4 separate regions of the Homo sapiens genome follow, and regions 2, 3 and 4 are each linked to region 1. Evidence: chromatin contacts called from ENCODE Hi-C or POLR2A ChIA-PET data. All regions are on one chromosome and are shown on one strand. The core of a region is the stretch at or near the end of the contact, and the rest is flanking DNA. Distances in the headings are between cores, read along the strand shown.

The links. A loop is a pair of places that touch in the nucleus more often than their neighbours do. ChIA-PET counts read pairs that join two places held with the same protein, here RNA polymerase II (POLR2A). Pooled maps may share reads with other maps.
Region 2: a map of sigmoid colon shows a loop between it and region 1 (3-fold over the local background). The contact joins the promoter of WWTR1 here to the enhancer-like site in region 1. A Hi-C loop is called at or near these places in 1 of 168 maps with a recorded cell type or tissue (sigmoid colon) and 4 of 50 pooled maps. POLR2A ChIA-PET finds 5 or more read pairs at or near these places in 1 of 52 experiments (BJ).
Region 3: a loop to region 1 is called in a map of sigmoid colon, with 3 times the contacts of the local background. The contact joins two enhancer-like sites. A Hi-C loop is called at or near these places in 1 of 168 maps with a recorded cell type or tissue (sigmoid colon). POLR2A ChIA-PET finds 5 or more read pairs at or near these places in 3 of 52 experiments (AG04450, Panc1 and activated CD4-positive, alpha-beta T cell).
Region 4: a loop to region 1 is called in a map of PC-9, with 7 times the contacts of the local background. The contact joins two enhancer-like sites. A Hi-C loop is called at or near these places in 2 of 168 maps with a recorded cell type or tissue (PC-9 and naive thymus-derived CD4-positive, alpha-beta T cell) and 6 of 50 pooled maps.

The regions. Positions count from the first base shown.
Region 1 is chr3:148,952,326-148,959,316 of GRCh38, forward strand. It overlaps LOC107986045 (a long non-coding RNA gene), which reads left to right. Exons shown (of 3, transcript XR_001740565.2): 3 at 3,257-3,763. Among named protein-coding and RNA genes, the nearest start is that of GYG1, 36 kb to the right of the region's middle. RefSeq lists an enhancer at 5,186-5,687. Within about 2 kb of position 3,371, at least 10 of the 41 ENCODE cell types and tissues checked have a DNase peak (open chromatin) inside an H3K27ac peak, as active enhancers do.
Region 2 is chr3:149,653,513-149,660,503 of GRCh38, forward strand. It overlaps WWTR1 (WW domain containing transcription regulator 1), which reads right to left and starts at 4,513. Exons shown (of 7, transcript NM_015472.6): 1 at 4,253-4,513; 2 at 3,364-3,797. The coding sequence starts at 3,794. WWTR1-AS1 (WWTR1 antisense RNA 1) reads left to right here and starts at 4,698. Exons shown (of 3, transcript NR_040250.1): 1 at 4,698-5,196; 2 at 5,866-6,807. RefSeq lists silencers at 730-1,024, 4,827-4,986 and enhancers at 4,340-4,919, 4,527-4,596, 5,157-5,366.
Region 3 is chr3:149,536,812-149,543,802 of GRCh38, forward strand. WWTR1 (WW domain containing transcription regulator 1) reads right to left here. Exons shown (of 7, transcript NM_015472.6): 4 at 5,524-5,726. Among named protein-coding and RNA genes, the nearest start is that of TM4SF4, 66 kb to the left of the region's middle. Within about 2 kb of position 3,385, at least 3 of the 41 ENCODE cell types and tissues checked have a DNase peak (open chromatin) inside an H3K27ac peak, as active enhancers do.
Region 4 is chr3:149,503,215-149,510,205 of GRCh38, forward strand. It overlaps TM4SF4 (transmembrane 4 L six family member 4), which reads left to right. Exons shown (of 5, transcript NM_004617.4): 5 at 1-180. Among named protein-coding and RNA genes, the nearest start is that of TM4SF4, 32 kb to the left of the region's middle. Within about 2 kb of position 4,229, at least 10 of the 41 ENCODE cell types and tissues checked have a DNase peak (open chromatin) inside an H3K27ac peak, as active enhancers do.

The DNA of each region.
Region 1 (6,991 bases), core at 2,121-4,620:
ACATGGTCTTTCTTCTGCGTATGTCTATGTCCTAATTGCCTCTTCTTATAAGGTTACCTGTCATACTGAATTAGGACCCACCCATTGGACTTCATTTTACCTCAATTTCCTCTTTAGAAGTCCTATCTCCAAATACAGTCACATTCTCCACTACTGGGAGTCAGGACTTCAATATATGAATTTCGGGAGACCCAGTTCAGCCCATAACAATGTGAACATCTCTGTATCTATGATTTTGTGTACATCCATAGTTATTTCCTTAGGATAAATTTCTAGAGGTGAGATTGATAGGTCAAAGTGAGACCACAGTTTGAAGGCTTTTGGTAATAACATCAAATTGCCCTGGAAAAGTTGGCACGATCTATGCCCTCACCAAGCAGTACAGGAAAGTAACTTTAGCCCTGTTTCCTTCATTGTGCTTTGTAGTTTTGTGATCTCTTTTTATTGGTTTCATATTTGGCAGATTTGCCTATCTCCACATGAGTTCAGATAGCCCAACATGTTAGTGAGACCAAGACTGTAAGTTTAATAGCTTCAGTAGGAGTTTTTATCAGTAGTTATATAAACAAAGAGAATATCCTATACATAGTAAATCAGGACTGTCATTTCTATACACAAAGGACAGCAAAGTTAGATTTTTTATTGATAGAAATAGTGCCTTGATTTTTATATCAAGCATTTAATACTCTATTTTATACTCTACGACATCTCAATAAATGTTTGTTGATTATCTTTTAAATACCAACTAATTCAATTAGAAATCTTCTGGTTTCAAGTGACAGAAAACCCAACTCTAAATGGCTTAAGCAAAAAAAAAAAAAAAAAAGGAATTCATTGATTCATATTGATTCATGTAACTGAAAACCCTGTGAGACAGGGTAGCCACAGGTGAGGCTTCATTCTGAAATTAAAGGCTGCCACCACCAGGGCCCACCTCTGTTTGGCTGCCTTTGGACTAGCTCAATGCCTAAGCTCTCTGTGATGGCCTCTGGCAATGCCAAGCTGAGTCACAAAAATGGCTGCAGGAGAATCAGAAGAAAGTCACTATAGACACTAGGCAGAAAAGCAACAAATACCACTATTCTGGCTCCCATATAGTTCTAGAGCTAGCAGGAAGTTTAGAAATCATTTAGTCTAATAATTTTTAAAAGTTTTTTTGTTATGTTTTGTTTTGCTGGTAACCCTTTCTTCAGACAAGAGCTTATGATGAAGTCAAATATATAAAATAGAATTAAAAACTGAAAGGGTAAGTTGAAACAGAGGTGAGGATCCCTTGCCCCCTCGCTGCTCATTCTCCATGAGGCACCTCCAAGGAGCACACTATTAATTACTTTAGAGATAGAGAAACTGAAGCTCAGAACACATACATTGCTCATTCTGGAACATCACCCATGAATGACAGAGCCAATGGAACTCAGGAGCCTTCACCCTGTCCCGTCAGTCTTGCCGCTTCCCTCACTGGTTGCTCCTCACTGCCATTTTGAGCATTATGTTTAACTGATATCCTTGATCTAGCAACTCTGCTCCTACCAAAAAAAAAAAAACGGAAGCAGAATTGAAAAGCTCAATTGCCTGCCATCTGTGTATATGTACAGCCCTTGTGTCTCCAGCCACAGTTGGTTACTGAGACTAGCTCAGAACTGAGCAGGCTCAGAGCTACATTAAGCCTCTGTTCCTCCAAGTCCATTTGAGATTTTTAATTTCAAATCAGAAAAACAGTGCCTACATCAGTGTTTCTCAGGGTGTAATCTAAGAATTTTGTGGATACCTCTCGCTCCAAAGCCCCCTTAGGAATTCTTGAGTTTAGAAGATATTTTTGGACAAGGTATAGTGAACCAAAGCTGGAACCTAGAAATAGATGTCCTATGAGAAAGAAAGCTTATCAGTTCTAATTTAAAAGTTAGAAGTCCTTTCTTTAGTACATGATTGAGAGTTAAAACCAATACTGGAAAAAGAAATGAAAAAAGCGACCAGATTTATGCAGATAAATTTGCATAGGCAGTTAAAAATAAAATAAATATTTTAAATAAAGTAAAATAAGCAACACCATATATACCTGATGAGAAGCATCCCCTAAAATATCACTGACATGTTTTATCTGAATTTATAGCCAAGAGATGGACACAGGAAGACTGCTGTAGCTCACAAATGAATTCTCTCTTTCCTCTCTGCCTCCCATCTCCTTCTCCTACTTTGTATTAAAGCTTTTCTTATGCAAAAGATCCAGGACATAGAAGAAAACAGAAAATTTCATTAACAAATTTTCTAAAATAAAACAAAATACAACCTTAAAGGCCATTGGGACACTAAGTAACATCCTGAGCTGTATATATGCAAGATTATGGGTTAGAGCCCACAGAGAAAAGTCACAAGAGACCAGAATGGAAGAATGATTTCTGGAGAGTCTCATGAAATATAACTCTCCCTTTATATGGAGGAAAATTGTTTCTATTGAATCTATGATTTCTAGCAAACCCCACACAGAATTGTGCATTGGTATTCCACAATTAAAACCAATTTTAATTACTTGAAGCTAGATATATAGAGCCTCTCAAAATGTTCCTTGTAAAAGAAAATTTTTCCCTTGACATAGAAAAAAAAATGGAGAAAACTGACATATTTTCATGTCCCTTTTAGATCTAAAATTATTTTTGGGGTTTAGTAGAAGAAATATATTAAACCCATCACGATTTGCTCATCATAGAGCCCTGGATCTAGTACATAAAGAGATGTGACTGTTACAGGAACAATTCGAGTTGAGGAGGCATTGATTTTTCTCACATTTGGGCTTGAATAACCAAAGAAATTCCTTCATGTCCCCCTATAACCACCTGTTCACATCTCAGTTATTTGTCAGCTGATGTTGTAATTTTCTGTTACTCATCTATATTTCCCACGACATTCTTAGCAAAGGCAAGGGCTGTATCTCATTTATGATCTTGGAGGGCCTAGGAGAATGCTTGGCCCTCAAATATTCAATAAATTGAGTAGGCACTTAATAAATGGCATAGAAACAGAAGCATAAAAGTGACCAGACGAACCCATTGCAACACCCGTTCCAAGCTCTGAAATGCTACTATTTTTACCTGTTTTTCTGGATTCGCAAAAGGCTAAGTGTAAATCCCAAAGAAAGTCTGGGTCCGAAATTTCAGAAAATATGGCCAAGTAAGAATTAGAACTGTGGAAGGGGTTCTAGAAACACTGGGTGAAATGAATGTATCCTCAATGGTATTTTTTTGCTTTTTTTCTTTGCTAGTTTATTTCATCAAAAAGATCGGAAGCCTAAAAACAGCATTGTTAGGGAACTGGCAGCTCAAGACAAAGAAGCCGAACCAGAAGAGGGCACTCTTACCACAGAGATTTACAGCTAATGGTTTTTTTTTTTTTTTTTTTTTAATGTTTGCCCCTCAGCAGGGCCAACAGAGAAAGCAGGACATTCTTTCCTAAGGAGCTCATAACTCTCCCAGCCAAGCAAGAAGGAAAAGGCAAAACACCAAGGGTGAAAACTTAGCAGAGAATGCCAAAGGCAATGACCGTGCTCTCTGACCATCACACGCTGGAGGCAGAGCTTTATATGGTTCTCAAAGGATTGTTTACCTCCTCCTCACTAAACCTTAAAAAAAAATGTATTCCAAAAACGAATTACACCAAGCCAACCCACATTACTCAGTCTACGAAGCCAACCCACATTCTGGCCTGTACTGCCTTTCAACTCTTCCTATTTCCACTTGCTGGAATAAATCATTTCACTCTAGGGCCAAAACAGGTTTGATTTCATCTGTCAGAGGCCTGTAACATTAAGCGGCAGTGTGGTGCTTGTTAGAGGAGGAGCACTTGTATTCTCCCGGATCCCCTGTGGAACCGCCTGGGCTTCTGAGCTAGGGAAGCAGATAAACCCTGTCCCTGCCTTCACCCTTCTTTGGGGACAGTTATAGGCTGACGGTCTGAACTTTGGGAGAGACAGGACTTCGGTTATCCCTCTCCACTGAGGGCTGCCACCGCACACAATTGATCCAGAGATTGGGAGATGGGTAATCCATCTCATCCTGTCCCTAAAGCCCTGTCTTCCGCAGTCAGCTCTGTTTGAGGACTTCATTTGTGTACTGGTCCAAAATGTGCCCTTCTCCTAGCCTGTGTATGACTAGGAGACTACTTCAACTTCCTTGCCCACAATTCTTCTCATTGCTTACTCTAGCCAGACCGGCCTCTATGTTGTTCTTTGAACACAATTGTGTTCTTGCCTCAGGGCCTTTGCACTTTGATTGTCCCTCTATCTAGAATTATATTCTCTCAGATACCACATGGTTCACCCTCTCGCTTTCATTCAGGGTTATGCCCGAATGTCATGCCTTCCCTGAGCACGCACATCTACACTAGCACCCACAGTATTACACTCTATCCCGACACTGCTGTATTTTCTTCATAGCACTCCTCACTGCCTAACGTTGTTATAAATCTAATCATCTATTTCTGTCAACTCCGCAAAGGCAGAGACTGACTTCTATTTGTCCACAATTGGATCTGCCGTGCCTCGACACAACGGATGTTCTCAGTAAACAGAGAATTAATCAATTAAAATATATCTTTCAGCCCCTGGGTTCCCTCTTCCAGCTTCTCAGGTACTCCTCATTCACTCCAGAATTAAACTAAATCCTATGGCGTGGCATTCAGGGCTCTGATCAGACCCTGTCCTCCCTTTCTGGCCCTGTCTCCGATTGCACACCCTCCACCTGCAACGTACCCTGGAACTCCAGTCAAACCTGGATTACCATCCACTTTCATGCCTGGATGCCTTTGCTCCTGCCCTTCATTCCCTCACCACTTGCTGAAATCCTCCTAATCTCTGAACACCCATCTGACACGCTCACTCCTCACAATGAAGAGGCATTGTCCCTCCCATCCCAGCCACAGACAGTTCTTCTGTCCTCCAATGCCAGTTTGTACATCACTTGTATGATGCCCTCTGTTACAAATTATTTCTCTCTCTAACTTTCTCTGCCAGTAGACAAAGTAGAGGAACAGGATAATTCGCTCTTTTAACTTCCACACATAGAGCAGGGGCCTCGACACAGATAACCTCAGAAGCTAGGCACAAAGTAAGTGAGGTGCATGGCTGGCTTCATCAGCTCAGGCTGCCATAACAAAATGGCACGGACTGAGTAGCTTAAACAACACAAACTTATTTTCTCACAGTTCTGGAGGCTGGAAGTCCAAGTTCAAGGTTCCATCAAGGTGAGTTTCTAGTGGGGCCTCCCTTCCTAGCTTGTAGCTACCTTTTCACTGTTCCCTACAAGGTCTTTCCCCTGAATGCATGCAGAGAGAGAGCTCTCTAGTGTCTCTTCCCCTTACCCTCGTGACCTCATTTAACCTTAATTGCTTCCTTGAAGGCCCTATCTTCATTCAAATCAGTCACTATGGAGGTTAGGGGTTCAACATGTGAATGACAGGAAGTGAGGACACAACTCAGTCCTCAACAATAGGCAAGGCAGGACTCAAAGGAACTGGAGGGGAGTCCCCCATCCATAGGGGGAGCTGCTGCTCAGCTCCAGCACATGGTTCCAGGCCTGACATGCAAGCCCACTATTCCTAAACCGCCAGTTTCACAGAAGCTGGAACTCTGGATGATTCCTAAATCAAATTTCTCATTTTGAAATGAGAGTCAGTAACTAATTAAAACATTATTTTTAACAGTGTGAGCAAAACAAGCCCTGTCCACAGGCAGGATTCAGCCTGGGGACCAAGAGTTGGTAGTTTTTGAACTCCAGCAGTAGTACTGGGCCCATGGCAAAGTCTTGCTCAATGCTTCGGCAGGAAATTGTCTATCGATGTACGTGCCACTGTTTCAGAAACTCTGAAATAAAATGAAGTGGAAAAAAAAAATCCTGACTTCTAACTGTTATACAAAGACTGCCTACTCCTCCCATCTCTCCCACCTTATAGGTCTACTAACAAGTAACTGCTGTCACTGTCCGCCTCTCCATTCCCATCTCCCCTGCCCAGCCACACAAACCTGGGCAGACCCTGGGTCTAGTTCTGAGGTCTGCAATTAATGGGAGAGAGAGAAACTGGGGTCAGTTGAGAAGCAAGCCACAAAGTGATTAGAGATCTGAAAAATAAAGATCAGGAGAGGTTAAATGAACCAAGGTGATTCCCTTTGGAGGAGAGAAGGTTACAGGGTGAGCTAGCGACGGTTTTCAAGTATATAAAAGGCTCATGCCTAGGACAGTAATAAGCGGTTCTCCCTACTGAGAACAGAACAAACAGAAAACACACTCCAAATGCAGCATGGGGATGTGGATGTTTCTTCCTCTAACACAGGTATTTGTAAGGACTTTTGAATCTGAATGGACTTTTAGAGTGGAAAAAGTATTTTTTCTTTGCATTCATTATCTCTCTCCTGATGGAGCAGGTTGTTAACAATGAAAGGAGGAGCCATATGGTAAAAATACTTTCATCTACATAAGAGGACAGTGATGTGATGTTTCTCAATGAAGAATGTATCATTTCTATATTTGCCTATGAGATCCACTTCATACAGGAAGCAGCTGAAACACAAATTGCTTTGGTAACATGTTCAAGGTCAGAGGGCTATAAACAGCCACATTTTCCCCGTTGCACACTTTCCAGTTACATACCAAGAAAACTGAGTTTTTCCTAGTAAATAAGGAGTGTAGAAGATATCAATACATAAATAGATATACATAAACAAACAAGCAACCTCTTCCTTAAGAAGTGTAGAAGCAGGCTGGGCACAGTGGCTCATGCCTGTAATCCCAGAACTTTGGGATGCCAAGGTGAGCAGATCACCTGAGGTCAGGAGTTCGAGAGTGGACAACATGGCAAAACCCTGTGTCTACTAAAAATACAAAAATTAGCTGGGCATGGTGGCACGCTCCTGTAATCCCAGCTACTTGGGAGGCTGAGGCAGGAGAATTGCTTGAACCCGGGAGGCGGGAGGCAGAGGTTGCAGTGAGCCGACACTGCCACTGCA
Region 2 (6,991 bases), core at 3,263-5,762, 700 kb after region 1:
GTTACTCTAAAGGAATATCTGAATACCACAGGACACCTGAACACCACAGGAAAGCTGTGAATGCTCAGGAAAGGTGCCTTCAGGAGGTTGCAGAAAGTGATTACATCATATACCTAGGAATAATCTTACCTGAGAAAATGACAAAAGGCTTTTTTAAAGCTTCTTAGATGTCCAGGCTCTGTTTCCCATTAAGTTCATTGTTTAGCTAAGGAAGTGACATGGGGGAAAGGTGTCGGTGGGGAAAAAGGAAAACTGTTGCCTAAGTAGACAGCAACAGATTAGAGGTCCAGTCCAGGGTCCACCATTAAATAACCACATGACTTTCCCAAATTCCTATCATCACCCTTCCGTGGCCTCAATTTTCTAGTCAAAAACTAAACTAAACAAAATTGACCCTTGTCATTCTAAAATCCTTTGATTTCCAACTTATAAAGCTCTCAACTCCCAACAGAGTCAAGAAAAAGATTCTTCTTCTGGCTGGGCATGGTAGCTCATGCCTGTAATCCAAGCACTTTGGGAGGCCAAGGCAGGAGAATCACTTGAGTACAGGAGTTTGAGACTAGCCTAGGCAACATAGTGAAACCCCATCTCTACCCCAGCCAAAAATAAAAAAATTAAAAAAAAAAATGTATCTGCTAGCCTCAGCCCTATTTCATAGATGGCAAGTAAAGTAATAAACAGACATAATGAAAAGTAACTCCAAGTGAGTCACCATCATTTTTCAAGCTTCTACTTAATCCACTGAAATACACTGCCTTTTGAGGCTGTGTAACAAAGTGTATGACATTTACCTAATTCCAACTTTAAACAAAACTCTACAAGAAATTCAGAGAACTCTTGGCAGATTGCTTATCCTTAAAGACAATAGTCACTGACAAATTCTTAACCTCTCTTAGTCACTTGGCCAAAATACTTCCAGGGATAGCATCAGAGCAGGCCAGCCTACTACTTACACATTTTTTTCAGCTGTCATTTTCATTGACTACCCAAAGTGAAATGAAGATGCACTCTGCTTTGGATTGGAGAGTGGTTGTGGTTGGGGGGATGGGCAGAGAGATCACAGCAACTTTCTCTAAATCCAAGGCTAACTTCCACTTTTGCCCTTGTTCACAGGCAGTTCTGAGCTACTCCAATCATTCAAAACACAATGTATAAAGGAATTTTTTTGTTTTGCTTTTGTTTCAGGGTCTTTTTCGTCTAGTTTTCCTCAGATATTAGGCAAGCCTAGCTCCTATTTCATATTTTTAATAATCACAGTTATACTGATCATATACCATACGTATGTGTGTATATATTCATAAACACAGTTTAGAAATCATGTAGGGCTGGGGCCAGGCGTGGTGGCTCACACCTGTAATTCCAGCACTTTGGGAGGCCGAGGCGGGCAGATCACGAGGTCAGGAGATAGAGACCATCCTGGCTAACATGTTGAAACCCCGTCTCTACTAAAAAAAATACAAAAAAGTAGCCGGGCTTGGTGGCGGGTGCCTGTAGTCCCAGCTACTCGGGAGGCTGAGGCAGGAGAATGGCGTGAACCCGGTAGGCGGAGCTTGCAGTGAGCCTAGATCGCGCCACTGCACTCCAGCCTGGGCGACAGAGCGAGACTCCATCTAAAAAAGAAAGAAAGAAAGAAAGAAAGAAATCATGTAGGGCTGGGCATGGTGGCTCAAGCCTGTAATCCCAGCACTTTAGGAGGCCGAGGCAGGCAGATCACTTGAGGTCAGGAGTTCAAGACCAGCCTGGCCAACATGGTGAAACCTCGTCTCTACTAAAAATACAAAAATTAGCCAGGCGTGGTGGTGGGTGCCTGTAATCCCAGCTACTCAGGAGGCTGAGGCAGAAGAATTGCTTGAACCCAGGGGGCGGAGGTTGCAGTGAGCCGAGATTGTGCCACTGCACTCCAGCGTGGGCGACAGAGTGAGACTTTGTCTCAAAAACAAAAACAAACAACAAACAACAACAACAAAAGTCATGTTATTACATCATATTCTTGACTCCACCAGCTACTTAGAAGTCAAAGGACTGAGCACATGTCCAAACTATCACTCAATAACCCAGAGAAGACCAGCTGTGGCATAAATGACCATCAAGTCTGTTTCAGAATCTCAGCATTACACCAATCTCAGAAACAACAAAAGAACTCCTTGGACAAGATATCAACAGCCTTGAGATGGGGAAGTAATAAGAATTGGTCACTGGTATGAATCAATGGGCTCACTATAGTAAACTTCATCCATCACTGTGTATTCATTCTTAGGGCTCTCTCATAGCAATCAGAGCATCAAATATTAGTGCCAAAGAAAGGCTTGATTAAACTTTTAAAATTGTACATAGTGTCTTCACTTTTGCACTAAGGCTACTCTACTAAAGAAATATGGGCTTTAAAATGAAGTCTAAGTCAAGTTCTTAGGAGAGGAGTTTCCCTCACTGGCAGTGCAGGCAATCCTGAAACAAGTGGTTAGGCTGGCACAACCTCCATCTTTGATAGCCTGACCCTATGACCTCAATGGAACATTTCAAGTTCCAGCCTGGTTTCTCCTGAGGAATGTAGTTATCTTAGGGTACCACAATTGAAACAACCTCCTCTAGTGTTTGAGAATATATTTTCCTGTGGGGTGTAATTTGAAAATTTCAACTAATGTAAAATTCATGACATCAAAAAGCTGGAACAATGTGAAAGGAAGAAGAGTGACAAAGCAGGCTTGTGATTTGATGGTATTTTAGGTTAACAAGTTTAATGTAATAAAACTCCTAACAATTTCCACACGATTGATTTGTCCAGCCCACAACTACTCCACCACACAGTTGCTAATAACATCACTGTGCTGTGTGGTCATTATGTCACCCAGCTGGGAGCACTATGGCCTACCAACCACTGTTCACTTTTCCAGCTTGCTTTTCCCAAGAAGATAGAAACTGCAGACCACCTACTTCACCAAAAGTCCCTCTGTTCCCCAAGCTTCACAGCTTTTCTCTGATTTATCTCGGTGTCACATCCCAAAGGGCCTGGCTCTGGACTATCTGACTTAGAGTGGCCAAGGAAGGGACTAAGGGTCTGTGCCCAAGAGTTGGCTTCAGTCCTGCAGATTCAAGGCAAAGTCACCTGTGTGTTTTATGGTGGATGAACTTCACCACTGCTTCTGATCCCTGCTTCTGATCCCTTACAATTCCAACACTCAGAGACTCACTCCCTGCTTCCAGCTCTCCATATCTGTGAAATAACCGTGGAAGGACACGCACCATCTCTCTCTTTCTCTCTCTCTCTCTCTCTCTCTCTCTCACACACACACACACACACACACGAACACACGCGCGCGTTGGGCACTGTGACTTGGTGCCTTCTTCGGCTCCAGGCTGACTTACTTGAGGAAGTACCTCTGGCCAGTGGCCGTGAAGGTCATCTCCCAGCCCGGGGGCAGTGGCAGCTCGTCGGTCACGTCGTAGGACTGCTGGCGGAGGTGCGCGTGCTGCTGCGCGGGGCTACCCGCAGCACCCGCGCCGGTGCCCAGCTGCAGGGACGCGGGCGACGAGTGCGAGCGGACATGCTGGGCACCCCCAGCCAGTCGAGGCCCCGGGTGGCCGCCCGACGAGTCGGTGCTGGACTGGCGCGAGTGCGAGCCCGAATCAGGCTCCTTAAAGAAAGACTCCGGCAGGATCTTCTTCCGCCACGAGCTAGGCTTCGGATTCATGACAGAGTTGAAGAGGGCTTCGAGGTCTGTGTCTAGGTCCTGCGTGACGTGGATCACTTGCTGCCCAGGCGGCGGGAGCGGAGGGGGCGCCGAGGCCGGATTCATCTTCTGCAAAAAGAAGGTCAGATCAGCCTTTTATTTAAAGTCGGAGGAAGTGGGTAAGAGGGTTACAGGGTGAGAGGGCGAGATGGTGGGAGAAAGAATAGAGGGAAAAGGAAACGAGGAGACAGATAATTGCCCGCCTGGAGATCCCAGACACTCAGCGGTAAGACCAGCAGGATGGGGGAGGGGTCCCTCCTGGCCTCGAGAATTATGCAACTTTCTTGAAGCAAAGAAGTTGCCTGGAGGAGGAGAAGATAGGGCGAGGGGTGGAGGGAATAACTGCACTCGGGGCTTGCTGAACCGCAGGATGGCAAAGGAAAGGTCGCACGATTCCAGGACAGGCAGCCCCCCGAAAGAAGTTCAGCCCGAGCCAACTCCACCACGTCTCGACTCCGGAAGCCCGAGGAGCCTGGAGCCCTGGAGTGGTGCCGGATGAGCGCGCGAGCTCCAGCGGGCACTACCTGGGCGGGCAGCGAAGCTGAGCCTGAGCGCGCGGCGGCCGCCGTCCCGCCCGAACTTGCCGTCGGGCCTGGGTCGCTCGGGTGAGTCCCGAGATTGCGGAGCTGGAGCCGAGGCTTGGCTGACAAATCCCGACCCGACTCTGTGCCTGGCAGTCTAAGGGCTTCGGCTCTCACATCCCCCGAGCTGGCCTAAGGCGCTAGTGCTGGGCGAAAAGGAGGCGCAGGAGAAGCAGACAGCGCGGCCGCAGCAGCTCCCGGACTGTCCCATAAACAAAGTTTGGAGCAAACTCCCACCCCCAGGAAAGAGGCGGGCCCGAAAGTTGAGCTGTTGAATTATGTATGACCTCCTAGTCCCTAGCCGGCCAGCCCCCGCTCGCCCCTCCTCTTCCTCCTCCTCCTCCTCCCACCTCGGCTCCAGAAAACCCTGGGCGTGATGGGTACTTTACTGGGTAAGAGGAGACGGGTGCCCCCCACCCACTCCTCCCGGCCGCGCGGACCTCTCCCGCTCAGACCTGCATCTGCATTCCTTTGAGTTTACCACGGACTTGGGGCGGGATCAAAGGGAAAGTGGCCTGAGCCTGTTTCATCAAGGGGTTGTGGACCGAAACCAAGGCCGGGGGTGGCGGAGGGCACGCGGATGAGGGGCTCAGGCCTAGGAAGGGCCGGTCCTGGACACCGCGCCCTCCCCTGCAGCCAGGCGCCGAGGCCTGCAGCACCCGGAGCGCCGCACTGACCCGCGATTCTGCCCGAAGGCCGGCCCGGGTGCGCCCCGGCGCGGGGAGACACCAACAAGGCCAGCTTTTCCACGAGAGGCTGCTTAGCTCTTGTGACCATATTTGGTCTGGCGAGGAGGCATCTTGGCTGCCTGGCTCTCAATTGTCTGCTAGAGCACAGACGGTGCCCAGAAAGTGCCTCTGTCACTGGAGATGCGGCTTCGCCAACGGGTGGGTTGTAAACAAACAACTTTCAAACCATTCATCAATCCTTAATTTCCTCTACGGGGGTGACTCAGGCCACTAGAGATTGAGAAGAAAAAGCTGGGTGTTGGAAGAGAAGAGCAATTGCACCCCCCTCCCCCGCAACATCCGTGAGGGTTGTGGGAGGATTGGAATGTCCCTGCCGCCCTCCGGGGAGCCTGGAGCCGGGATGGAACCCGAGCAGGTGGCTGGAAGTAGAGAGGGTGCGCCAGTGACCCGAAAAAAGCCACCCACCTTCCCACCAACTAGATCTGGGCGAGGGATGGAGACCCCCTGCCTCTAGCTAAGGGAAGAAGGTCAAGTCTGGCGAAACAGCTGCGGGAAGTAGGAGGAGGCCTTGCCCTTCAGAGCAGCTCAATTTCTTTTCTCTCTGGTTGCCTCTCCACTGAGGGGAAAGGGTGGGGGGAGATGGCGAGGTAAGCCAAATTCCAGGAAGCCCCTACTCCACCCCATTTGATTCAAATAGGAGTTTATTAAGTAAATCAAACGAGACAATGTAAAGCACTTCGCACAGCACCGGGCTGGTTACGTAAGTGTTTGTTAAATAAAAGAGAACTGTATGTTCTTCAAGTTCACGTATTGTGCCTTAATTTTTTTTTTTTTTTTTTTGAGTGACGTCTCCCTCTTGTCCCCCAGGCTTGAGTGCAATAGCTCCATCTCAGCTCACTGCAACCTCCGCCTCCCGGGTTCAAACGATTCTCCTGCCTCTGCCTCCCAAGTAGCTAGGATTAAGACGCCTGCCACCACGCCCAGCTAATTTTTGTATTTTTTAAAAGCAAAAATGGGGTTTCACCATGTTGGCCAGGCTGGTCTCAAATCCTGACTTCAGGTGATCCGCCCGCCTCAGGCTCCCAAAGTGCTGGGATTACAGGCATGAGCCACCGCGCCCAGCCTGCCTTAATATTTTTACAGGGTAAAATAAAGTCGAAGTTAAAATCTGGAGCTGCCTTGGAGGAGAAAAGTTTAAGGAAAAGACAAGGCCACTCATAGTTTTGCCTCGGAAAAGGTAGAATTTTGGGGCCACTCCCTGAATGGCTGCATCCATATCCAAAACAGAACCACCAAAGTGAGCCACTTCCCCTGTTATCTGTACTTGGAGGTGGCTCCAATTCCAGACTCCTCATAGACTGGAAGAAATTAGGGCCATCTTAGACTAAGGCAGGCATACACGTATCATCCTTTTTTTTTTTTTTTTGAGATGGAGTCTCACTCTATTGCCCAGGATGGAGTGCAGTGGCATGATCGCGGCTCACTGCAACCTCTGCCTCCCTGGTTCAAGCAATTATCCTGCCTCAGCCTCCCGAGTAGCTGGGATTCTGTGCAGCAAGTCCTCTGCCCATAGGACTGGCAAAAGGAAAGGGGAAACTAGCACAGGTCACTCCTTGGAAAGTAGAATCTTTGCAAGCTACTCTCAGAAGCCATCACAGTTGCAACAACAGGGGAAATAAGCTATCGAACAAGAGGAAGTGACTGGAACCTAATGATACTAATTCAGAAGTCACAAGGCTGACTTGATGATTAAAAGATGAAAACTTGAGGCCAGCCCTACTCTAGGAAAGTCCTCACTCCCGAAGAAAGGTGAGAATCAGGGTTGGAATTAGATGGGCAGTGAGAATCTGGGTTGGAACTGGATGGGCAAGGATGCAGTCTTCGTTTCTTTCCAAGCTTCAAGAAATAGATAGTGCAACAGATAAAGTAGATGTATGAAACGGAAATTGCCCTTAACACAGGATAACTGAAAAACTCCCAGTTCCCAAATAGC
Region 3 (6,991 bases), core at 2,135-4,634, 580 kb after region 1:
TTTGGGAATAATGATTTCTCTACAAGGCAGCCCCCGTGAAGGGACAAGGGGGAGCCAAGGCTTTGCCACTTACTCGTCTTCCAGGTCCTGGTCCTCGAGGTTAAAATCTTCCAGAAAGATGGCCCCAAACCGTTATATTTAAATGAATAACACACATGAAAAGAAATACTCTCTTCAGGTAAAGCCATATGCCTGTTTTCATGTCAAGGAATTGTTCTTTTAGATAAACAGGCATTGAGAAGCCTGTTTCTCAATGTCTGACCTGTGACTACGATTTCCCACTTCATTTGGTAAAGTTGCAATTGTGCCTTTTAGGATACTGAGCAAATATTGCGTTGAATTTTTCAGTTGTAACAACAGAATACTCTGTAGTCATTGTGGGTGTGTGTGGCTCATGACATTTAAAAATTTATGTACGGCCTGTTGTAGAAAGGATTCTAGGCGCTTTGGAATGGGTACATACAAAGTCACAGCACAACTTCATGGCTGACACAGAATAAAAAAATGACTTCCCAATATATTAAGAAGAGGCAACAAAGCAGTATTAAAGTATGCTACCACTTTTGTGTTTTAAAAAACAAAGTAGACACATTGATACACATGATACATACAAAAAGACTAGAAAGAAATCATCAGCATATTTACAGCCACTCTTTCTAGGTAAGAGTATAGGTGATTATAATTTCCTTCTTTGTTGTTTAGTATTTTATACATTCCGTACCATAAACATACGTTTTGTCTTTTTGTGTGTAGCAATTCGTTTTCTTTTATTATTCTTTTTGTTTACATACAGTAAAATTCACTCTTTGTGGTATACATGTCTGAGTTTTGACAAATGTAGAGCTGTGAAATAGCCACCACAACCAAGACACGGAACTGTGCCATCTGCCCCACAATTCCTCAGTGCTGCCCCTTTGGAGTCTACTCTTTCTGTACTGTCAACCCTGGCAAGTGCTCATCTCTTCTCTGTCCCCATAGTTTTGCTTTTCCAGAACGTCACATAAATGGAATCATACAGGATGTAGTTTTGGGGGGAAGTCTGGTTTCTTGCACTTAGCAAAAACACTTTTTTAAATGCTAATCACTAAAGTAACTCAGTAAATTATATTTTTAATTTTTTTTTTTTGAGACAGAGTCTCACTCTGTTGCCCAGGCTGGAGTGCAGTGGCTCGATCTCAGCTCACTGCAACCTCCACCTCCCAGGTCCAAGAGATTCTCCTGCCTCAGCCTCCTGAGTAGCTGAGACTACCGGCACCCGCCATTATGTCTGGCTAATTTTTGTATTTTTACTAGAGACAGGGTTTCACCATGTCGGCCAGGCTGGTCTCGAACTCCTGACCTCAAGTGATCTGCCCGCCTTGGCTTCCCGAAGTGCTGGGATTACACGCGTCAGCCACCACGCTTAGTCAAAAATTAAAATTTTTTTCTACTTAAAAAAACTCAACAAATCAAATTTTAATTTCCTTAAAAAAATGAAGAGAAAGCAAAACTTCAATAAGAATTGCTTTTTTTTTCTAGAGTTGCCATTTCTTTGGTGAACCTGAAGTAGCCTCACAGCCTTTGGGAAATTCAGTAAAAATAAAAGAAAACTCTATCACAGACAAAAGACTTCCTTTCACAGAAATGCACTCTTTATGTCTTCCATGTTAGATTCCTGGTACCCCTCCACTTGAAGTGTCTGCCGCATTCCAAGATAATTCATCAATTATCAGATACAAGTAGCTCAGCTCTGTTGCTACACCAGCCAATGCTAGATTGGAGGGACTGCATTTAAGGAAATTCTCCTGCTTCAGAAGATTCCTTATCAGCAGAGATACCAAACCTTACTGGCTCTTTTGATCCTAATTCTGTAGCCAGTAACCTGAGGGGTCACTGGAAAGAAAAAGGAGTATCTGATGCTCACTTTCACAGAACTCTGCTCAGGTGCATCTGGTCTCAGTTCCAGTAATGAAAGTCAAAGATGGTAGCCACTGGGCCCCTGTGAAGCAGGGAATGGTTTTAATTTACTCTTCTGGTCTTTAACTTGGATTAAAGTTAATTATTTTTCCTTTTCTGCAAAAATACAAGTTATCTGAAGGCAGTCACATCCCATTTACCTGTCTGTTATTTTCTACTAAATAAATATTGATTGAATGAATGAAGAGATAAAGGAATGAAGGAAGGAAAAAAAATATGAGCTTCCATACTGAAATAATGAAGGCTCACTTTAGATTTGTAATCAAAGTTTCCTCAGATCCATTTTGTTAATGTTCTCGCATGATTTCAATGCCAATGAGTTAATAGGTGACCCTTTGGCATTGTGGTATACATCAAATCATGCAACAAGGACCAAGGAGTTGTTTTTTTCATGGCACAACATCATCAAACTATATGCCTAGTGGAACAACGGCATAGCAGAAGGAACAGGAAGAAAAATGAAACAATATTTATATAGCATATTCTCCACAGGGATCTTTCAGATTCGTCGTATCATTCAAGAATGATAAAACTATAGACAGCGTGATAATTTATTAGTAATTAGGGGATAAATTCATCTACTTATTAAATTTTGCCAACCTCCCTTTCTACTACAGAAAGAGAGCATAGCCTGGGGCCTTGCTCCCAGACAGGCTCAGTTGGTAGAAGGGCAGGTAGGTCTAGGCCTACCTGCAGGGCCTGGGCCCCAAGAAGACAGGCTGTACAATTAAGGCCGCCTACAAGCAAGAGGAGAGCCAGTGTAATTACAAACTGTCCACTGAGCAAGGGATATTCAGGCAGTTGTTGACTACCCAGGACATAGGGGTAGGACAGAGAGAACAAACAGAAGTGTACAGATAATCTTTAAATTTCACCAGAACCACCACTTCCCCCATCTCTCCAAATTCCTACCAGATGCTGGAAGGCAACTAAACAAGTGAGCCAAAGATCACTTTTAATTCCAGTCCATTTCCCTGCTGCTGCCATGGCTTAGGTTCAAAAAGTGAAGCAGAAAATCACCAAAAGAGTTCAAAAAATCCACCAAGATGAAACACAGAGCCCACACCTGAATACTGAATAATCAGGTGTCCTGGCAAATGCCCCAGAAAACTATTATAGAACACTCCAATGCCATTTATTATATGGTCTTAAATCATATCTTTGACAATCAGGAGCATGCTGCTTCTGCATGGGGAAAAAATCTGCCATGATTAAAAAGTCTATTTAGACCTTTTCCTGTACTCCCTAACAAAAATAAAAAGGCATCAGAACACCAGAACCAACCACTCCACCATTCCATCTCCTCCTAACTACACACACACACACACACACACACACACACACACACACACACACAGAGTCAAGGCTGAACTACATGAGTCCCTGTGAGCAAATCTGGACAATCTTTTCTCCTGCTTCATATACAATGCAACAATGCAATTGCTCACTATGATGCAGCACAACGCCCCACGTTCCACAGCCTCCAAGGATCAGCATTTAAGGAACTTGGTTGGCATTTCTGTAATATGAACCATCAGTACTACATCCTGGTTCAAAGGCACCTACAGCTGGAATAAAGGAAACAATTTGGGGCACTTTTCCCACCCCTTTTCAGAAATACTTTCTGTGGGAAAGAAGGAGGAGAAGCAAGAGAAAGAGAAACACACCCGCAAAAACAGAGAAGCAAGTCATTCTTTGCAGAATGGTCACAACTTTGTGTAAAGAAAAAACTCACTAAAGCTCATTTAAGTATAAAACTGAGAATGTATAAAATGCTGTTGGGATACTGTTTAATTTACCTTACATTATAAAACAGAAAAATTATTCCAAATAAAATTATTATTCAAAGACAGAAAACAATTAACAATACAATTACTTCCCATCAAGAAACATGACACTATATATCTAAAATCAGTATAAACAACCGTTAGCCTGAAATAACCGTGAAAGTTCAAACATAAATCCTCAGGGTAAAAGACACAACTGTAGTTACCTAATTATTAAGTTGTATTCCTCAAATTTGGAGGAAAGTTCAGCTGAGCAACAAAGCACAATTTATATTCATTTTCCTTATTTTCAAAGACTATATCTGAGAAATGATTTTAATTTACCATGCATTTTAAACCTCACACAATATAGATTTCTTATATCCTGGAATGTATTTGATGAGAAATACATTATTCATTCATGGAAGTCAATGTGTATTTTTGAAAGTATCAAATGTAGCTTTAAAAAAACAGCATTTACCCTAACATGCTCGGTCCTTTCCTCCAAGAAAGTTCTCTGGAATGTTAAAACTACTTATTTCTCTAATTTCTCTAAAGTAGCAAAAGGAAGTTATTCATGTATCTTGCTTCATGTGAGTCACAAAACAAAGTCTGAAAAGTTAAAACAATAAACTGAAGCTTTTCTCCCCAAAAATGTAGCCAGAAAAAAAGCATGAGACCTGAAAACATGGGTTATATTAGTTTAGCAACACAGAAGAAAGAATTCTGCTCTTCCATAGACCAAGCCACTGAAACAGGGAGAGCACTGTGGGTTCTTTTAGGAATTCTCTTGTATTCGTTTTTGAAGTACAGCACTGAGCCTGACCCACAGAGGGCACACGGCAACACACTCCTGACTGACGGAATGAAAACTGAATGAATGGAGTATGGTACAAAAGTGCCTGATTGATGCCCAGGCAGTTTTGCAGAGCACTCTGTTGGAGTCCATATACAAACCACTTTCCCTTCTCATTCTCCCTTCAGCTTCCCTCTTTTTCATGCTCTGTGGTGGACCAAGATCCTTTGTCATTTCTTCTGAGGAACATCCACTCCACTATCTGCTTGAATCTCGGGGGGTTCTCTGTGACTACTTTGACCAAGAGAGTGTGGCAAAAGCGACTCCACGACCGTTTCCAGAGCTAGGCCCCAAGAAATTGGCAACTTCTACTTCCTGTCTCTTAGAATGCTTTTTCTTGAAAACCCAGCTGCTATGGAATGAGTACCACTACTCTGAGATCGCCACACCATAGATCCCAGGCTTTTGTTCCAGCTTAGCCCAGTCTTCCAGCAATCCTCACCATCATGCCACCCACTTAGGTAAAGCCATTGTGAACTATCCAGACCAACCCACCTACCAGTTGAATACCACTAAATGACCTCAGTCAATGCCATGTAGAGCAGAAGAATATCCCAGGTGAGCCCCTTCTAAATTCTGACCCACAAAATTGTGCGATATAATGAAATGGCTATTTAAGCAACTACATTTTGGGATAATTTGTTACACAACAACAGACTCTTGTCTCTCTACTTTCTCCTTTCTCTCCTTCTAAAGACTAGCAGTGGAAGCCAAAGGCAGCCATGCTAATACAGCTCGTCCTTGTACCCTTAAGCTTCGTTCTGAAAAGGCAGGCAGAACACTGAGAGAAGAAACTGGATTTTAATCAAGAGGCTTGGAGTAGGGCTTTGAGCCCTATTGTCTCTTCTTCTCTAGAAGAATTACCCTGAAGGTAAGCAGCTACCTACCCATCAGCTTTGGCACCAAGGCCAGGGAGCCTCCACCAGACACCATGGAAAGCCATACCTGCCTCATGAGCTCCTCTTGGCGCATTCGAATCCTTTCTCTCTCCATCTGGATTCTCTGAAGCCGCAGTTTCTGCTGCTGCTGCTGCTGAGTGGTCAGCGCATTGGGCATACTCATGAGCCCTGCGGGTGGGTTCTGAGTGGGGTGGTTCTGCTGGCTCAGGGTACTGGGGGCCATCTGCTGCTGGTGTTGGTGATTCATCACTGCAAGAGGGAAGAACATACAGATTAATGACCAGGGCCCACAATACCTTATCAAAAATAGACCATCAGAATGTTTTCTGCTTTGGAGTATAGATTCCTGAGATTCCTTCCAAAGTACTTTCCTGTTAACCATTACTGTTTAAGTAATTATTACCTTAATTCAATTCACGGAGGCTCGAATACTGGCCCCAATCCTGACTCATCTAGCCTCGGCTTTTGTTTCTGTTAAAATCTCATTTCACACCTCCCTGTCTAGAGTACATTTTAAGCCTTACATAGAACATAGTGGTCTAAAGCAAATTCCACAAAGGTTATCACAAGTTATGAGATAATTTCACCAGATCATTTGTGTGTGTGTGTGTGTGTGCATGTGTATACTTTCTCAGTTAATTTGTGTGTTTATGGCAGAGGTAAGGAGGGCATGTGATCTTTGGTACACAAACCAGTGAATTGACAAACAACATGTAACACAAAGCACCTAGATCAGGAGCCGACATATAAGGAGGACTCCATTAATCCTTTGTTTGAAAAGCATGCTGCAAGGAAGCCTGAGCTATGAGCTAAACTCAGGAACAAATATCTGACTGAGAAAAAAATGTTTGTTTCTTCAAAGGGAGAAATTAGTGAGAAAGAAATTATGCAGAAATGCTAAACATGTTGTGCCTGGATAAACGCATGAGAAATATTTTCAATTTTTTTAAAATGCTCTATTTATCTGCATTTAACAACCAGTGAAATTTCAGCATATAGAACTTCACTTTACGGCCAGGAGCAGTGGCTCACGCCTGTAATCCCAGCACTTTGGAAGGCCAAGGCGAACGGATCATGAGGTCAGGAGATCGAGACCATCCTGGCCAACATGGTGAAACCCCATCTCTATTAAAATACAAAATAATTAGCCGGGCATGATGGTGCATGCGTGTAGTCCCAGCTACTCAGGAGGCAAAGGTCAGGGACTCGCTTGAACCCGGGAGGCGGAGGTTGCAGTGAGCCGAGATCGCGCCACTACACTCCAGCCTGGTGACAAAGAAAGACTCTGTCTCAAAAAAAAAAAAAAAAAAAAAAAGAACTTCACTTTACAAAAATAATTTTAAAATCCTTAAATAAATTTTATAATTGGTATTTCTGCAAAAATGCATTTATAAAAGTGCTAGTTTTTCTCAAAATTGTTTACCAGTCAAATTTGCTTAACTTCTGCTGGGCAATGTCATGTAATAAAGAAAACCATGCTTTTCAGTCTATTTCCTCCTAGGTCAGGGTCAAAG
Region 4 (6,991 bases), core at 2,979-5,478, 550 kb after region 1:
GAGGCTGTCATCATGGCTAGGGTTCTTTTATGTATGTTAAATTAAAACCTGAATTCAGAGGTAACGTAACAAAGATTGTGTGTGTTTTAGGAGGGGGGACAAAACGTTGAATGAATAACAACTCATCTTTTCTACAAATGCTTCCTTTGATCAAACAAAAAAAAGTTTTTAAAAAATTGATTTAAGTAATAATTTTGTCAGCCTATTGCCCAGGGTTAAGGTAATAAGTATTAGTATTCTATGTGTCTTATTAAGACTAACTGGCTTTATGAGTCAGGCACTAACAGGGCATCAGATCCATTCTGTTGATTTGTGTTCAAACCCCAACTTCACCACAAACCAGCTTAGGGGTCCCGGGACAGTTATTTTCAAAGTCTCAGTTTCCCCATCTGTAAAAGGACACCTGAGAGACAACCAGTCATACTGGAAATTTTGAAGTTGCCAAGGGTGAAGCAAAGGCCTGTGTGCTGCCAACGTGACTGTGTGCAATAAGAAGGGTCTCAGGGAAGTCCAAGCCAGAAAGTCTCCCTTCTGCCCTTGCCAAGCTAATAGGCTGCACCACGTAGGTCAGGCACACTGAAAACTGGGTTTGTCAAAGCCATCAATAAAGTAATTAATGATCACCTACTGTGTGCTGGCCCCCGCGGGGCTAGGCACTGAAGATACAAAGAGTTACACGCTGTAGTTTTGCCCTCACTACAATGAGAACTCTATGAGATCAGGGATTGTGTCTGACATCTGAAACTTAATAGGCAGAGGCAAGAAAGGCAGATACACTGAAGATCTCGTTGCGGGAACTATACACACACACACACACACACACTCACACACACACACACGGTGTTTCGATTCAGTTTAGACCATTTGTTTTCAAACATGGCTGATCATCAAAATTACCTAGGAAATGTTCTGAAATTACAGATTTCTGAGCTACAGCCTAGACTCACTGCATTTGCAAATCGGGGCATGAGACATGGAAGTCTGTTTTTTTTGTCAGTCTTTTCTTTTCTTTTTTTTTTTTTTGTTGTTATTGTTTGTTTGTTTTGAGACAGAGTCTCGCTGTCTGTCACCCAGGCTGGCGTGCAGTGGCGCAGCCATGTTGGCTCACTGTGACCTCCGCCTCCTGGGCTCAAGAGATTCTCCTGCCTCAGCCTCCTGAGTAGCTGGGATTACAGGCACCCACCACCACGCCTGGCTAATTTTTGTATTTTTAGTAGAGACAGGGTTTCATCACATTGGTCAGGCTGATCTCAAACTCCAGACCTCAGGTGGTCTGCCCGCCTCAGCCTCCCAAAGTGCTGAGATTACAGGCATGAGCCACCGCACCCTGCCAGTCATTTCATTTTTTAAAGCACAACAGGTGATGTCGAAAACCAGCTACTCTGAGCAACCATTGCCTTAGAACATCACCTGCAGGCACAAGGATGAAGACTGAGTCAGATCCCATTACTGCCCACCAGGAGCTCACATATCACAGATTAATACAAGGTGGTACATGCTAAATACTAAACGGTGACCCAGGTAATGATGTTCCGGGATAATGGTGTCCCGGAAGATCAGAGATGTCGGGCTATTAGGACTGATTCACTTGCCTGAGTTCTTTGATGAGGGAATTTGAATGTGGCTAAGAGGCATCAATTCTTTATCCAGGGGTTTGCAGGGATTCATTATTTTAGATAAAAAGAAATTGTAGTCATCATGAAATCTGCTCTCATTATTTTATAGATGAAGAACTGAAATAACCTTTGACGAGTTTTCACAAAAGGCCATTTTTCAAAACCAGTTACCATAAAATTACAGGAAATTGCTTACCATGGATAAGAAGACTTAAAAGGAAGAGACAGGAAACAAAGAGTAAAGATGAATGCGCCTCTCCCTTAGAGACCTCCAGATGCACACACACACCTCAAGGATGGTCTTCAGACTGTCCAGAGACTTCTGTTATGGGAGTTGCCATCTTCATTTTGCTTAATGGAGTACATTTCTTTATTTTTCTATGCTTTGGATTACAAGTTACTTGAAGCAAGAAAAGAATCTGATTCAAGTCTAGGTACTAGGAGTACCTAACCTAGCACATATTCTGATTCAAGTCTAGGTACTAGGAGTACCTAACCTAGCACATATTCGGCAATTCATAAATTTGTTGTGTGAATGGAGGTGCCCAGAGCTCTTAATTTTCTTTCTCCTGCACTCTCTAAGTGAAGTAGTGTCCTTTGCCCTGAAATAAACTGAAGAAGATTTCAAAAATGAATAGACAAGGCCAGGTGCAGTGGCTCACACCTGTAATCCCAGCACTTTGGGAGGCCAAAGCAGGAGGATCACTTGAGCCCAGAGTTCAAGACCAGCCTAAGCAACATAGTAAGACCTTGTCTCTACAAAAAAACAGAAAAATTAGCCAAGCGTGGTGACACATGACTCTAGTCCCAACTACTTGGAGGCTGAGGCAGGAGGATTCACTGAGCATGGCAGGTGGAGGCCGTGATCATGCCACTGCACTCCAGCCTGAGTGACAGGCTAAAAAAAAAAACCTAAAAAAGTAATTTAAGGCTGGGCGCAGTGGCTCATGCCTGTAATCCCAACGCTTTGGGAGGCCGAGGTGGGCAGATCACTTGAGGTCAGGAGTTCGAGACCAGCCTGGCCAACATGGTGATATCCCTTCTATACCAAAAATACAAAAATTAGCCGGATGTGGTGGTGGGTGTCTGTAATCCCAGCTATTCAGGAGGCTGAGGCAGGAAAATTGCTTGAACCTGGAAGGCGGAGGTTGCAGTGAGCTAAGATCATGCCACTGCACTCCAGCCTGGGTGACAGAATGAGACTCCATCTAAAAAAAAATAATAATAACAATAATTTTAAAAAAGAGTTGACAAAACAAGTAGGAAAGTGGATGTCTATGTGAAAATTAAACATGAGGCCGGAGTGGTCTCAGTACACAGATCCATGAGTATAAAAACTAAAATTATATTTTCTATAACCACATTTGCTTTCTAGCTCTGAATGCCATTGACCAGGCTTTACCTTGGGTCATTCTTGGGATTTTCCACCCTGCCTTAGCATTCTACTGGGCTGATGAGCACAGGGCCAACAATCCACTTGAATAGAGGAAAGGAAAAAGAGAAATACTAGCAAGACAAAACCTAAATTATTATCTCAAAATATCACCCAGCTACATATACATAATATGCTGATGGACCTGAGCTATTGGTGATGATGGGAAAAAAGGGATGAAACGAATTTGTGGATCATACTCAAACACATCAGCCACATGTACAGTTGTCGGCAAAAAGCCATTATAACAAGGTGCTGAACAAAGTTAGTGTGAGTGACATCCAGCTTCTCCTCTCACTGTTCAAACCCAGTAGTGTCTGAGGACAGCTCTGCTCTGAGCAGATTAAGGAAGACACAGAGGCTCTAGAGGATCTCCAGATGGGGGTAAAAAAAACAAAGGGTTAAATAGAGCATTCCAAAACAAACATGATTCTTTAATCTACAGAGAACCAGGAGGCAACAGGATATGGCTGAAGATTCTGGTTTGATCTCATAAAAAAGAAATCAAAACACTTGCAGTACATTCCAATTTAGTCACCACGACATGGAATAACTGCCTTGGCACTCAACTCTTAAAATGCAGGAAAGAGAATTCTAGGACACACCATAATTTATTCCCAGTCTAAGCATCCAAAGATGATTTAGGGAAAAAAAAGAAAGAAAAGAAAAGAAAAGAAGAAAAGAATACATCCAGGGTTTAGAACAATTAATGAGGGAGGACCACTGATATTGGCCCCAGGGGGGCAAATATCCACCTTTCTACAAAATTACCTTTTCCTGTGTTAGAAACATTAATAGTGTGACCTTGACTTTAACCCAATGTATCAGTCAGGGTTCAATCAGAGATCAAATACCTATGTCTACACACACACACACACACACACACACACACACACAAATTTGCTACAGGGATTTGACCTTACATAATTGTTGGAACTAGTTAAACAGTCTCTGTCAGAGAGTCGTCTTTGTGACTGATGCTGGATCTTGAAGTCCACAGAGCAGGCAATCAACAGGGCAGTCAGATTTGGATGTAAAGCCTGAGAGAGAAGAACAAGCTGTAACCCATAAGCACGAATTGGAGCCATGAGGGTGGACTGGAACCCTTTTCATTCTTGTTGCCTCTGACGGTATGGGTGCCTGCAGAAGCTGGAGCCCTTTGTCACGGAGCTAAAGACACACTGGCTGGCCCAGGAGACCCAGGCACTGAAGGAGAATCCTGGGGAAGATGAACAGTTGCAGGCCCAGTAGTCCTGTGTCAGTGAGGGGAGGCAGTGGATAGCAACCGTGCATGCAAGCTAAAAAGCAGATACTCCTTCTCTTCTGCCTCCAAAACTTTCAAGAATCCCTCCTGCGGCGCGCCCTAACAGGAAACACAGGAAAGGGAATTTGGGGAAATGTAGTTCTGTTTAGCCTGGCACATTATCAAACTGCTGTACCCGATGTAGAGAAGAGAGTGGCTTTTTAGTTTTCTTGTCTGTGTGTGTGTGTGGTTTCTTAGTCTAGGTCAGGGTTTCTCAACCTCTACACTACGGAAAACCTGCCACATTCTCCCATGACACGCTGTACGTGTCTGATTGCCTGTGTCACATTAGGTCACCAAACTTGTTCTTCCCCCTGGACTGAGAACTCAGAGACTATCTCATCAACGTTTGCATCTCTTTCAAGCGCTGGGCCTGGCACATGGTAGGTGCTCACTCAGTGGGATGTTATCATTGTTATGATGGTGTGACAAAGTTATTCTGCTCAAGGGAAAATGAAAGGGCTGCTCAAGCATTTTGGAATCGGGCCGTTCATAATAAAAATAACCCCAGACCTTGGTAAGTGATGTGATTGACCAAGTGATTGACCACATGTTCACAGTTGCCCGTTTCTTACCCTCTGCTTTGTCATGACCACACTTTAGTCAGGCCCCAGCTCTGCTTGCCCCAAAGCCTGAGCTGGCATGAAAATCCCCATTATCAGCTTAGCCAGAGAACTGTTCCTGTCAGTCTCTGCCCCCTTGCTTGCCCAACTTCCCGTTTCTGCTAAGCTCTGCCTACCTCTCCCAATAAAAGAAAATCTTTTTCTGTTTGTCTCTGAGACATTTGCAAATTCCTGAGATTGGAGTGTTTTCCCTATTGCAATAGTCCTTTTGAGTAGTGTTTCTCCTTATCTAAGTGCATGTTTGTTTTTATTTGACACAAGCCTATGATATAGAAACAACGATAAGCCCCATTTTGCATAAAAGTAAAGTGAGGCTTAGAAAAAATAAATAACTTTCCCAGGGTCCCATAAACAGCAAATAGGAAATTCAGGATCCAAAGCCAAATAAATGGTCTGACTGAGGGTGAGTCCACTCCCTCCACCACTGAGCTAGATATCTCACCAATTCTAAAATCATCTAGGAAGGAATGCTTGGATTCCTACATAGAACTGAAAATAATAAAAAGTGTTTTTTGTTTTTGCTTGTTGGGGTTGTTTGTTTTGTTTTGTTTTGTTTTTGAGACAGAGTCTCGTTCTGTAGCCCAGGCTGGAGTGCAGTGGCACGATCTCGGCTCACTGCAACCTCCACCTCCCGGGTTCAAGTGATTATCCTGCCTCAGCCTCCCGAGTGGCTGGGATTACAAGGTGCCCACCACCACACCCGGCTAATTTTTGTATTTTTAGTAGAGATGAAGTTTTCACCATGTTGGCCAGGCTGGCCTCTAACTCCTGGCCTCAAGTGATCCACTCGCTTCGGCCTCCCAAAATGTTGGGATTACAGAAGTGAGCCACCGCACCCGGCCAAAGTGTTACTCTTTTTAGTGGCATAATTTTTACTGTTCATTTCACCTGAATTAGGGAAAACTATCAACTAAAATATAATCAATATCAGTATTTTTATATGATTACTCAAAGCACCTCTCATGAAGAGAACTGCACATAGCAGCCTGCACTTATTCCTATGCTTTTTATTTCCCAAGTCATTCTATTTAGTGGTTTTACTTTGTCTGTGTGTAAGAGGCCAGAATGCAGAGACAGGCTTCTATAATCCTCAGAGTTAAAAGAAAAGAAAAGGCAACTCCCTGTGATCTCTGCCTTCTGTGATGGGCTGATCCTGTCCCTTCTCCCCTGCCCACCTTCCCACCAAGAGCTCTCACTCTGGTACAAACATGTCCTTCAGGGATAGCTGTGCTATTATCACCCTACTTGAAAGCTGAGGAAACTGAGGCTTGAAGAGGTTGCACAACAAGCCAAGGACACTGAGCTAGTCATGGCAGAACAGGCATTAAACCTAGGACACCTGTACCTCAAGTCCAAGCTCCCCACCACCTGGCTGTCCTGCCTGTCCCCCTAAGTGTCAACACAAAGACGTCCAATGGCGGAACTACAGCTCTCCTGCACTCCACTGGTCAGGCAAGGAGAAGCTCAAGGAACCAAGCTGTATGAAAAGGAGCAGCAAGTACTGATGAGATGGGGCCAAAGGGGAAAATCCCCTGGAGGCTGATGTCAATGATCAGCCGCTAAACCTCCCAGGCTACTTTTAAACTTGCATAACTTAACTTTCCAGGCTTCTTCCACAGTGCTTTGATTTCAATATTTCCCTGTGTGGCCTTTCCTGGAGCAGGGAGAGAAGGAGAGCTGGGTGCTAACTGTGATACTCAGCAATGGTGTAGCCTTGGAAAACCTCCCCATTTCTTTGGGCCTCAGTTTCCTTCTCAGTAAATGAGAGCAATTGAGTCAGGCTGTTGCTAAGTTCCTCTTTAGTGCTATCATGCTCTGGTTTTGGAGTTGTCATAAGTAGCCTGGGGCCAGGCGCAGTGGCTCATGCCTGTAATCCTAGCACTTTGGGAGGTTGAGGCAGGAGGATCACTTGAGCCCAGGAGTTCGAGGCTGCAGTGAGCTATGACTGCACCAGTGTACTACAGCCTGAGCAACAGAACAAGATCCTGTCTCTAAAAGGAAGAAGAAGAAGGAGGAG